2 separate regions of the Homo sapiens genome follow, and region 1 is linked to region 2. A link is an interaction called in ENCODE POLR2A ChIA-PET data of the cell type or tissue named here. Cell type or tissue: PC-3. All regions are shown on one strand. Each heading gives the region's core, and the rest is flanking DNA. Links, peaks and the distances in the headings are about the cores only. Region 1 overlaps CHN1 (chimerin 1). Region 2 overlaps CHN1 (chimerin 1).

The links. ChIA-PET counts read pairs that join two places held together with the same protein. Peaks named below come from ENCODE experiments on the same cell type or tissue, not always from the same donor. Only the 100,000 strongest peaks of a DNase experiment are listed, where the experiment ranks them.
Region 1: POLR2A ChIA-PET joins it to region 2 with 15 read pairs; 2 of 35 experiments call an interaction of 5 or more read pairs at or near these places.

The regions. Positions count from the first base shown.
Region 1 is chr2:174,936,633-174,942,020 of GRCh38, forward strand. All of the region lies in intron 3 of CHN1 (chimerin 1), which reads right to left. Among named protein-coding and RNA genes, the nearest start is that of CHN1, 66 kb to the right of the region's middle. In PC-3, for the core only: no CTCF peak of the experiment used is centred there; no DNase peak of the experiment used is centred there.
Region 2 is chr2:174,996,232-175,001,619 of GRCh38, forward strand. The region is part of intron 1 of CHN1 (chimerin 1); the gene reads right to left. Among named protein-coding and RNA genes, the nearest start is that of CHN1, 6.5 kb to the right of the region's middle. In PC-3, for the core only: no CTCF peak of the experiment used is centred there; a DNase peak (open chromatin) is centred at 2,360; H3K4me3 peaks cover 493 bases; H3K27ac peaks cover 443 bases.

The DNA.
Region 1 (5,388 bases), core at 312-5,311, 60 kb before region 2:
ATTTCACTGAATAAATCATATATTTATATATACCTATAAATGACAGAGTTGTATACACAAAAATATGTACCATTACTTTATGGGTGATAAGGAATTTCCAGGGGTAATTCTGACTATATAAGACTTTCACTTTACTTGCTAACTTCAGAATTAACTCTCCCATAAGATACAACTGTATCATGTAGCAACATTATTAAGAATAATTTTCAAGCTTTTAAGTATGTGCTTGGTTTTTAAAGCCTGCCTAAAATAATTAGTTGTGGCCTGGTCATCTTCTTCCTTTAAGAAGGATTATTTATATCTGAATTTCAAAATTGATCTCAACAATAACCTTTAATAAAAAAATCATTTATATTTTAGTGTCCACAATAGCAACTGGCAAGATTTTCTGGAATTAGGAAAAAAGCATTAGTTATAATTTGATTTTCTGTCAAATTATTTATTATTGCTAGATATTTTGCATTTTAGAGTTCTGCCACTAATAGTTTATGATTGTTTTAATAGTTGATAATTCAGGTTTTGAAATAAGGTGATACACATTTGGTTTCAAAATGCTAACAGAAATTCACCTAAGAGCAGAACACAGAATTCATCACCAAAACAAGGGGTAGACCACAAAAGAAAGGTCACACACACATGGCTAGTCACTAAATGTATGTTCCCTTTGAGCCTGGCATAGTTACTGAATTTGTAAGCTGTGATACAATACTATCATTAGAAGAAAATGGAATGGAAATGTGCACATGCAAACAAATAGGGCCAGTGCTCCCTTTCCTATCATTGTAAGTAAGCATAATTCCGAAAGACAAAGTCACTGGATCCATTTTAAAAATTACAATTAGCACCCATAAATAATAATTATTACTTTTTAAAAACTATCACCTTATCAATTGTATTAACTTTTCTCTTTTTCTCTCAACATTTCAGTGGAGAAACAACATACAGTGTCTGATGTGGTTTGGGTGTTTGTTCCCTCCAAATCTCATGTTGAAATATGATCCCCAATGTTGGGGACAGAGCCTGGTGGGAGGTGTTTCAGTCACAGGAGCGGATCCTTCATGAATATCTCGGTGCCCTTCCCACAGTAATGAGTGAGTTCTTACTCTCTTAGTTACCATGAAATCTGATTGCTAAAAAGCCTGGCACCTCATCCTATTAATATTTCTTGCTCCCTCAGTTACCATGTGATATGCCAGCTCCCCCTCTGCCTTCCACCATGACTGTGAGCTTCGTGAAGCCTCAGTAGAAGCAAATGCTGGCACTGTGTTTCTTCTTGTACATTCTGCAGAACAATGGGCCAAAAATAAACCTCTTTTTAAAATACATTGCCCAGCCTCAGGTATTCCTTTATAACAGCACAAAATGAACTAACACAGTAGCCCAAATCTAATTCCTCAGTTAAAAAAAAATTTTTTTAAGAGACAGGCTCAAGAACTCCTAGGCTCAAGTGATCCTCCCGCCTCAACCTCCCAAGTAGCTGGAATTACAGGTGCACACCACCACACTACCACACCTGGCTCACAGTTAAATACTTAAGGGTGAACATCAAATGGTACTTGAGTACATCTTTATCCTTACAGCTCATGATTCTCAATAATCTTTAGTTCTTCCAAACCAATCACTAATCATTTCATCAAGCCTAACTCTGAAACTTTCTTCCTTCGAAAAGTATTTTTAGATCAACTCTATCCCACTATTTAATCCTTTACTTTCATTTCTAATGGACATTCAAGTTACTTAGTTGTTATACAGATATTTAACTTAATAGAATAAGCAAACCATTAGCATTAGTGGCTTATAAATACTTCCCATGTCTCTATTTGTAAATCTAATCATTATAATAATATTATGTATGAATTTCATTTCTTTAAAGGAAGACCACTTATGCCTGTTTAGTAACTGTCATTTAGTTATCACCTGGGAAAAACAGAAAAACATTGAACAACCTAGAGAACGGTCAAATATAGAAACAAATTATCACCACTAATTTCCAAAGTAAAGACATTTATTGTATGCACACATATTTAATCCTTATTAAACAGTCAAACTTAAGGAACTGACTATAAGCTGTTAATAAGTAACAGACTATAAGTTGTGAATAATATGTAAGGATAGTTTCAATGTACAAGGAGAGCCAGTCACAGTAAATCCTTTCATTCTGAACAGCATTCCTTGCCCACCAATTTAGTCATTAGAACATGACTATTTTTTTGGAGAAAAAAATATAAATATTTTTAAATATAAACAAACATAAAATATTTACAAAAAATCTATATTTTTGTGAAACATAAATATTTCACAAAATATTGTGAAAAGTTAATACAATAAATATTTTTTATATTGCAAAGTGGAAATGATGAATACATTGCTCAATTTAAGTAGGAAAATGTCAATTGTACAATTTGCTTTTCTGGTTTTTCAATGCTTTCATGCCTGCTTTTAACCAAAGGAGAGAATACAAATAATTGGTCTAGTTCCTCAGGGGATGGCAGCATTCAATCACAGAGCAAAGGTAAATAAAAGGAAATTATTTTCAGAGACTCTAACATCCATCTATTCATCCAGTATATTATTCTATCTTGTGTCTTTGCATCAAGGTGAATCATCAGAAAGCTATCTACTGTGACCACATCAGCTTAGCTCTTCAAAAGTGAGTTCCATTGATTTATCGTACCTTAATGTCACACCAAATGAATTTTTTTAAAACAATTTAATTCAGGAAAAAACTGGATCATACTGGCCTTCAGAGTTTCATATACTTTATAACTGTGAAACACTTTTCACACAACTACATTGAGCCTCAATCAGCACTGCAATCTACTGGCATTTTGCTGTTTTTATTCCTTCAACTTTTCTTTATTCTTTTTATTATGTCTTCATTTGTGAGGTCTCAAATTATTTTAAGAAAGGAATAATATAGCTATTTTTCAACAAAGATAATAGTCTTACTAATAAATACTTCAGGACTTTCCAAAGTACTGCCAATTTCTCACTTTCAGTTTCTCACATACTTAAAAAATTAAAAAGTATGTGTGAACAGAACATGAAACAAAATGAAACATTTTATTAAATAGCATTTTTAAAATTCCCATTACATGCAAATTATTTAATCATCCTTGATCACAGCGAGCAGCAATGAAAGGCAATAATCAAGTACCTCATACTTAATTCTATGCTTACATATACACAGACTGGAAATCTACATATATCTAAACTGCAACTGGACATTCAAAAGACAATCCCATGAAACTCCTGCCTAATTCTGTAAATTGGTTCTCTTTGTTAACTAATTATATACTTTCAAAGCTATATTGTGTTTTAAACCAGAAGTCACAATAACAAAATCTATTTTAACATTTTTATCAATAGAGAAATAATTATTACTTTTATTTTATTTTATTTATTTATTTATTTTTAGACAGAGTCTTCCTCTGTTGCCCAAGCTGGAGTGCAGTGGTGTGATCTTGGCTCACTGCAACCTCCGCCTCCTGGGTTTAAGCAATTTTCCTGCCTCAGCCTCCTGAGTAGCTGGGACTAAAGGCGCATGCCACCATGGCTGGCTAATTTTTTGTTTTTAGTAGAGATGGTGTTTCACCACGTTGGCCAGGCTAGTCTTGATCTCCTGATCTCGTGATCCACCCGCCTTAGCCTCCCAAAGTGCCGAGATTATAGGCGTGAGCCGCCACGCCCAGCCGAGAGTAATTATTTTTCAATAATGTATCATCTAGGAAAGTTATTATGATTCCACATTACCTAATACAGTCCATACTCAAATTTATCCAATTGTACTCAAAATTTATAGCTTTACAATATATATATAAGTTGAGGACCCGATCAAGGTCCTTGAATCTGATGGCCATGTCTCTTTAGTCTCCTTTAATTTTATATCATCCCACCACTGTTTTTTTTTTATGATAATGACATTATTTATAAACCCAGGGCAGATGTCTTATGGAAGGTACACATTCTGAATTTGTCTGATTCGTACTTTATAACTAGATTTAAGTTAAACAGTTTTGGCAAAAATATTATACAGGTGATACCGTGTGTTTCACTGTATCACTTCAGGAGACACATGACAGTTTGTCCCATTACAGGTAATGCTAAGTTTGACCACCAGATCTCTCCACTTTAAAGGCATATTTTTCTCTATGCAATTAACAAATAATTGGTGGTGTCATACCTTGAGACCATGTAAATATCCTGTTCACCTACAGCCTTTCTTCCAATGGTTTTAACATCCAATGACTGATGATCCTTGCCTGGAGTCAATCATTAGTGCAAATTAGTGATTTTGTAATTTTATATTTTTTCTACATTTTAAGTGTCATTTCTTCTGTAAAGAACAACTGTATATTTCCCCATTTTTTCTCTTTGTAACAAAGTGAGTTTTTTTTAATTTTAAAGTATAATTACGGACTTACAAATTCTCTCTCACATAATGTGTTATAATCCATACCTACCATTATTCTTTTAGATGTTCAAATTGTTTCAAGTTTTGATGGTAGGAAACTTTCAAATAGGCTCCTGTGCCTTTTTGACATGTTTCCATCAGTTTTTGAGCACGTTCTTGCTTTCCAACACAATATGTTCCAGGACTTCTTTGCCCCACATTAAGAAATCAGGAACTTCTCTAAAAAACATTGCCTCCTTTTGGTGGGAAACCATATTTGGAACCCAAAATCTAGTCCCTGGAAATATTCATTCTTACTGGGGCTTCTAGGCCCTTTCCTTGGACTGAGATAGAAAAAAAATTTTTTTAATCTATAAGTTAATATTAATGCCACCAATTCAAAACTAATACCACAGTATACTTTCTAATTGTGTCCCATTCTCCTAATTCATTAATATCTCCTAAGAACCCTGGTTCCCCCTAATCCAGTAAAATTATTTCTTTGCTCTATCCTATATTACAAACAAAATAATTTCAAGATTACTACACATGTAGTTAAGACTTCTCTAAGTCTGTTTTTATATAGTTGTGACTTTTGAACTTTGTAAATGTTCACATGTTGAACGTTTGATCATCTACTCCTTATGATAATTGTTTTACTGGTCTCTGGTTTAATCCTTCTGTGCTTCTCTTTTGCAAAAATAAACTATTTTTTTTTCTTTTTTATGGAGAACAGGATCTCACCATGTTGCCAGGCAGGTCTTGAACCTCTGGGCTCAAGCTGTCTTTTCACCTCTGCCTTTTGCAATTTTTGTCCTTAGAATATTTCTGAGTTTGTACAGTCAGAATAATATGTTTAAAAGTTACTTAAGCCAAGAAGTATATGAAAAAACGCTCAGTATCACTAAAGATCAGGGAAATGCAAATCAAAACCACTGTTAGTATGTCACCCCAGTTAGTACAGCTACTATCAAAAAGACAAAACAAATGCTGGC
Region 2 (5,388 bases), core at 263-5,262:
CACTATCACAGAAACCTACTTGATCTTCACTGTAAGCCCCCTGAACCAGGTCTGCAATGGCACATGGCACTTATTCAGCCACACACACAAAGTAGAAATATTACAAAACCACTTTTTCAAGTGGGTCAACAGACTTGTTAAATGGAGAAATTGTTCTGGTATCTTCAATCTTTGTTAATATTTACAATAACGATATAGGTGACAATATTAGCTACTATGTATCTTCAACCACTATACTAAGAACCTTATAAAATAATCTCATTTATTCCTGCACAGATGGGATAAGGGAACAGCCCCTGATTACCTGTAAAGAAATTGACACTAGAACATATAGCTGATCCTTGGCAGAGAAAGGAGTAAACATAGCTCCCTTACCACCAAATCCAAGCTCTTTCCACTACACTACATGCTACGAAAGTACCATCCTCCATGACATCCCATCTCACTCAGTAAAATCTCAAGTCCTTACCAGGCCATGGGAGATACACCCCAGTACTCTCTATCCCCCAGCTGCCCTCTCTCCTCTCTCTCCTCAACTCCTCCAGCTTTCCCCTTGCTGACTCCACTCCAGCCATGCTGGCCCTTCTGTTCCTCAAAACTGCCCAGCACATCCTTGCTTCAAAGCCTGCTCCATGAGGCAATTTCCCCATTTCATATGATGGGTTTCTCACTTCCTTCAAGTCTGCTCAAAATTCACCTGTCTGTGAGGCCTACCCCCTCTCCCCCGACATTGTGAGACAGGTAACCCCTTACCCCTCACTCTCCTCTATTTTTCTTCAAAGCATTTGCCACCTGGCACATTATACATGTTTTATTGTCTGTCTCCCTCCACTGCAAATATAAATTCCTTGATGGCAGGAACAAATACATACTTCGCACATATTAGGCACTCACTAAATATTCATCAGATAGATGGGTAAACAAATCACAAAATAGGAAAAGCCTCAAAGCTACTCCTTGGCAAAATTATAGAACAGTACTCATCTAGTTTCTACACCCTTCTCTCACTTAACGGTATCATCCATTCCTTCCCCAGACCTCGAACGTCCTCTGCTTTTTCACACACTTTTGCTTATGACATCACCTCTTACAAGCCTTCTTAGTAAAGCCCCACCCTCTAAAACTTCTACTTTCTTTTCTCTTACAGTATAATTGCCTCAATCAAAATGCCTGCCCTATGTTTTTACTACTTTAAGACTGTTCATCCATAAGCTGAAATAATCTTTTCATGCTAAAAGAATGTACTTATCTATGCTCAGCATGTAATTCCTCATAGGTAACATGCTAAAAATCATGTTTAATAGTGTAAATTTCACTTACATGGGAGGTCTGCAGGAAAAAATATTTCAGTCAAACAGATGTTTCCATTTTCCTCAAATGGACATCCACACCACTCACCTGCTGCCTGTCAAACCTAGCACCAACTACTTCAAAACCTAAAATCATCTTTACCAGAGTAACTTCACAGCCATTAAAGAACAGAAAACAATGGCAAAGTTCTATATAAAAGATACAAAAGGCCGGGTGTGGTGGCTCACGTCTGTAATCCCAGCACTTTGGGAGACCGAGGCGGGAGGATCACGAGGTCAGGAGTTCGAGACCAGCCTGGCCAACAAAAATTAGCTGGGTGTGGTAGTCCCAGCTACTTGGGAGGCTGATGCAGGAGAATCGCTCAAATCCGGGAGGCAGAGGTTGCAGTGAGCTGAGACGATGCCATTGCACTCCAGCCTGGGTGACACAGTAAGACTCTGTCTCGGGGGCGCAAAAAAAAAAAAAAGATACAAGATAGGGCCGGGCACAGTGGTCCATGTCTATAATCCCAGCACTTTGGGGGGCCGAGATGGGTGGATCACATGAGGTCAGGAGTTCAAGACCAGCCTGGCCAACATGGCAAAACCCCGTCTCTACTAAATACGCAAAAATTAGCCAGGCATTGTGGCACATGCCTATGGTCCCAGCTACTCAGAAGGCTGAGGCAGGAGAATTGCTTGAACCTGGGAGGTGGAGGTTGCAGTGATCTGAGATTGCGCCACTGCACTGCAGCCTGGGTGACAGAGTGAGACTCTGTCTCAAAAAAAAAAAAAAAAAAAAGATACGAGATTAAAAAAAAAAACATACTTTAAGAGCTGAAGATTATGACAGAAATGGGAAAAATCAGGAAGAATTTGCAGTTTAAAAAGCCTCAGACTCATTCAGTTTTGAAATGTCAAGTCTGTGGTCACAAAAATCTATTCAAGGAGAGATATGTCTGACATATCCTTGTGCTTGCCTTACTCCACGGAACATATGCAATCCAAAGGAATCGAAAGGTCAGAGTCAGAGTGGAAAGAGAAAGGAAACACTTTCAGCGCTGCTGGATAAAAAACAATGAGGTGGCTCTATGCCAGGCCACTGAGCAGCTGGTGACATGCTGGCCTGACTCATCTTCCCTTCTCCCACATTCTCTCAACTGTGGGTATTGGCTCTTTCCAAGAAGTGCTTACTTTTCTAAATTTAAAACAGGTAGGAACATTTTTACCTATCAATTTTTAATTTTATTTTTTGTTCTTTGAGGAAGAAAAGTAAAAAAAAATCTAAAAATGTAAAAAGCTCTTAAAGGTTCTTGGATATAAAACCATTCTTTTCTTCTATCTAATCTTTGTTTTTAAAGCTCAGGTGGTTTTTTAAATTAATATATCTCAGCTTTACTGACATAAATTCCCATACCATAAAACTCACCCTTTCAAAGTGTACAATGTAGTGGTTTTTAGTGTATTCACAAAGTATCTATTCTTTTAAAAATAAGCAGCCAAATTAGGAATGTATATTTATAACTTTATTTTGTCAGGCTTTTTTTTCTATTCAATATGACTTTTCAATGTAAATATGGTCATACTGTACCCTGTTTCCTTAGTTTTGTCCTATCCTATTTTTAAGGATAGTAGGATTATATTAATTAAAAAAAATCAAAGTTCATAGAAATTATTTTCTATGTAAGAATAACTAATGGCTGGTAATTTGGTTACAAGGCCAGGCTCAAGGACTTGCCTTGAATTGAGTTTGCACAGAAAGTTCTGTGATTTCATTTAGTTTACATATTTCAGATAAATAAAGTCTTCTAAAGATGCTGTAATTGATGCTTTCTATAAGACTGAGAAAACATCAATTGCCCATAGCAAAGGACCTCATCTTTATCAGAGGGACTTGGAGAAACGCTACACCCTCACCAGCCCCAGCAAGGTACTCTTTGTCATGGCTGCTCTCAAGATAGTAAATTCCTAGGTTAAAACAATCTTATGAAAAACCTATAACTTATTATACTAATGTCATTCCTTTAAAACTATTATTATAACATATAAAGCATGACCAAACAGTATTTTTCTGCCTCACTATTTTATGATTGCTTTAAATTAGTATAAAACATGTATTCTCAATGAGTTGAGGAGATGGAGAGTTGGGGTAAAAAAAAGTACTGTATTTACGTTATGCAGAAAGCAGATATATCTACAGTACATAAACAGATACATAGTATATCTCTGGTATTAAATTTTCATGGGGAGAACAATTAGAAAACAGGCCTAAAAGGCCGGGAGAGGGAGGATTTTTTAAAAGGTTGAGAAAAAGTAATCTAAAAGAAACTAAAATCTTTATTGACAAATATGTCAAATTTGTATAATTATACATATCACTGTCTTCTATGTTCAAAAATTAGGCTGCTTATAGGATGGTTACCTGCAGAGACAGATGTGACTCAAAAGACTGCAGTGCCAACATTCCTCTACAGTGTACACAGATGGTGACTATCAGAGTTATAACAACTATAATTATTTTATTGTTCTTACATAGTACCAGCTCTCCACACATTAAAAGACAAACTTTAAAGCTAAAATATTAGAACCACAGGCATGCATCACCACACCTGGCTAATTTTTTTTTTTTTTTTTTTTTGAGATGGAGTCTCACTCTGTTGCCCAGGCTAGAGTGCAGTGGTGTGATCTCAGCTCACTGCAACCTCTACCTCCTGGGGTTCAAGCGATTCTCCTGCTTCAGCCTCCAGAGTAGCTGGGACTACAAGCATGTGCCACCATGCCAGGCTAATTTTTGTATTTTTAGTAGAGACATGGTTTTGCTATGTTAACCATGGTCTTGAACTCCCGACCTCAAGTGATCATCCACCTTAGCCTCTCAAAGTACTGAGATTACAGGCATGATCCACCACACCTGGCCTGATTTTTTTTGTTTGTTTGTTTTGAGACAAAATCTCGCTCTGTCTCCCAGGCTGGAGTGCAGTGACACAATCTCAGCTCACTGTAACCTCTACCTCCTGGGTTCATGGGATTCTCCTGTGTCACCCTCCCAAGTAGCTGGGACTACAGACACCTGCCACCACACTTGGCTAATATTTGTATTTTTAGTAAAGGTGGGGATTCACCATGTTGGCCAGGCTGGTCTCGAACTCCTGACCTCAAATGATCCACCCACCTCGGCCTCCCAAAATGCTGGTATTACAGGCATGAACCACTGCACCCAGGCTTTATTATTATTATTATTTTCTGTAGAGATGGTATCTCCCTGTGTTGTTCAGGCTGGTCTCAAACTCCTGAGCTCAAGTGATCCTCCAGCCTAGGCCCCCCAAAGTGCCAGGAGGCATGGGCCACCCATTACAGATGTGAGCCACCATGCCCAGCTGGGTTTTCTTATTTTTACTCTTTTAGAGACAGGGTCTTGCTGTGTTGTCCAGACTGGAGTGCAGTGGCTATTCACAGGCACAATCATAGTGCAACTACAGTCTTGAACTTCTGAACTCAAGCAGTTCTCTTGCCTCAACCTCCTGAGTAGCAGGGACTACAGGCACATTGCCACCATGTCTGACTAAAATATTAAGTTTTGACACCAGTACAAGAAGGAACATGGACAAAAATTTAAATAAGGATGATGATTTAAATGACAGCTGAAAAGAATATATTCTGAAAAAGGCAGATGAGCTCACACCACTGGGCCAGCCTCTTGTATTCTTTGGACAACTGAAAAATAAAAATGTCAGCAGAGAGTATAGTCAAGTGGGAACTTCCTATAAAATTAGCTTTCAGTCAAATATGAAAATCTTCAATTGACTTGTCTTTTAAAAAATACATTTTAATTTCAGGACATTCCTATGGGAAATCAGAAAATTTCCTAACTACATCACAAAGAATATGCCATTGCTATTTAATTGCTCCAAAAGATGTCCATAGGTAGGTGTGTCAGGTTAGTGACAGATGCTGAATAAAGTGAGATAATGAAAAGGTTTCCATGGCAGAAGGGTCTGAGGAAAGATGGTACAAAATTATAGCAAAATCATAAGCATTATTAGAAGTGATCTATGGTAGTAAGATGGTGACTAAATGGTAACAAGAATAAGGGGCAAGG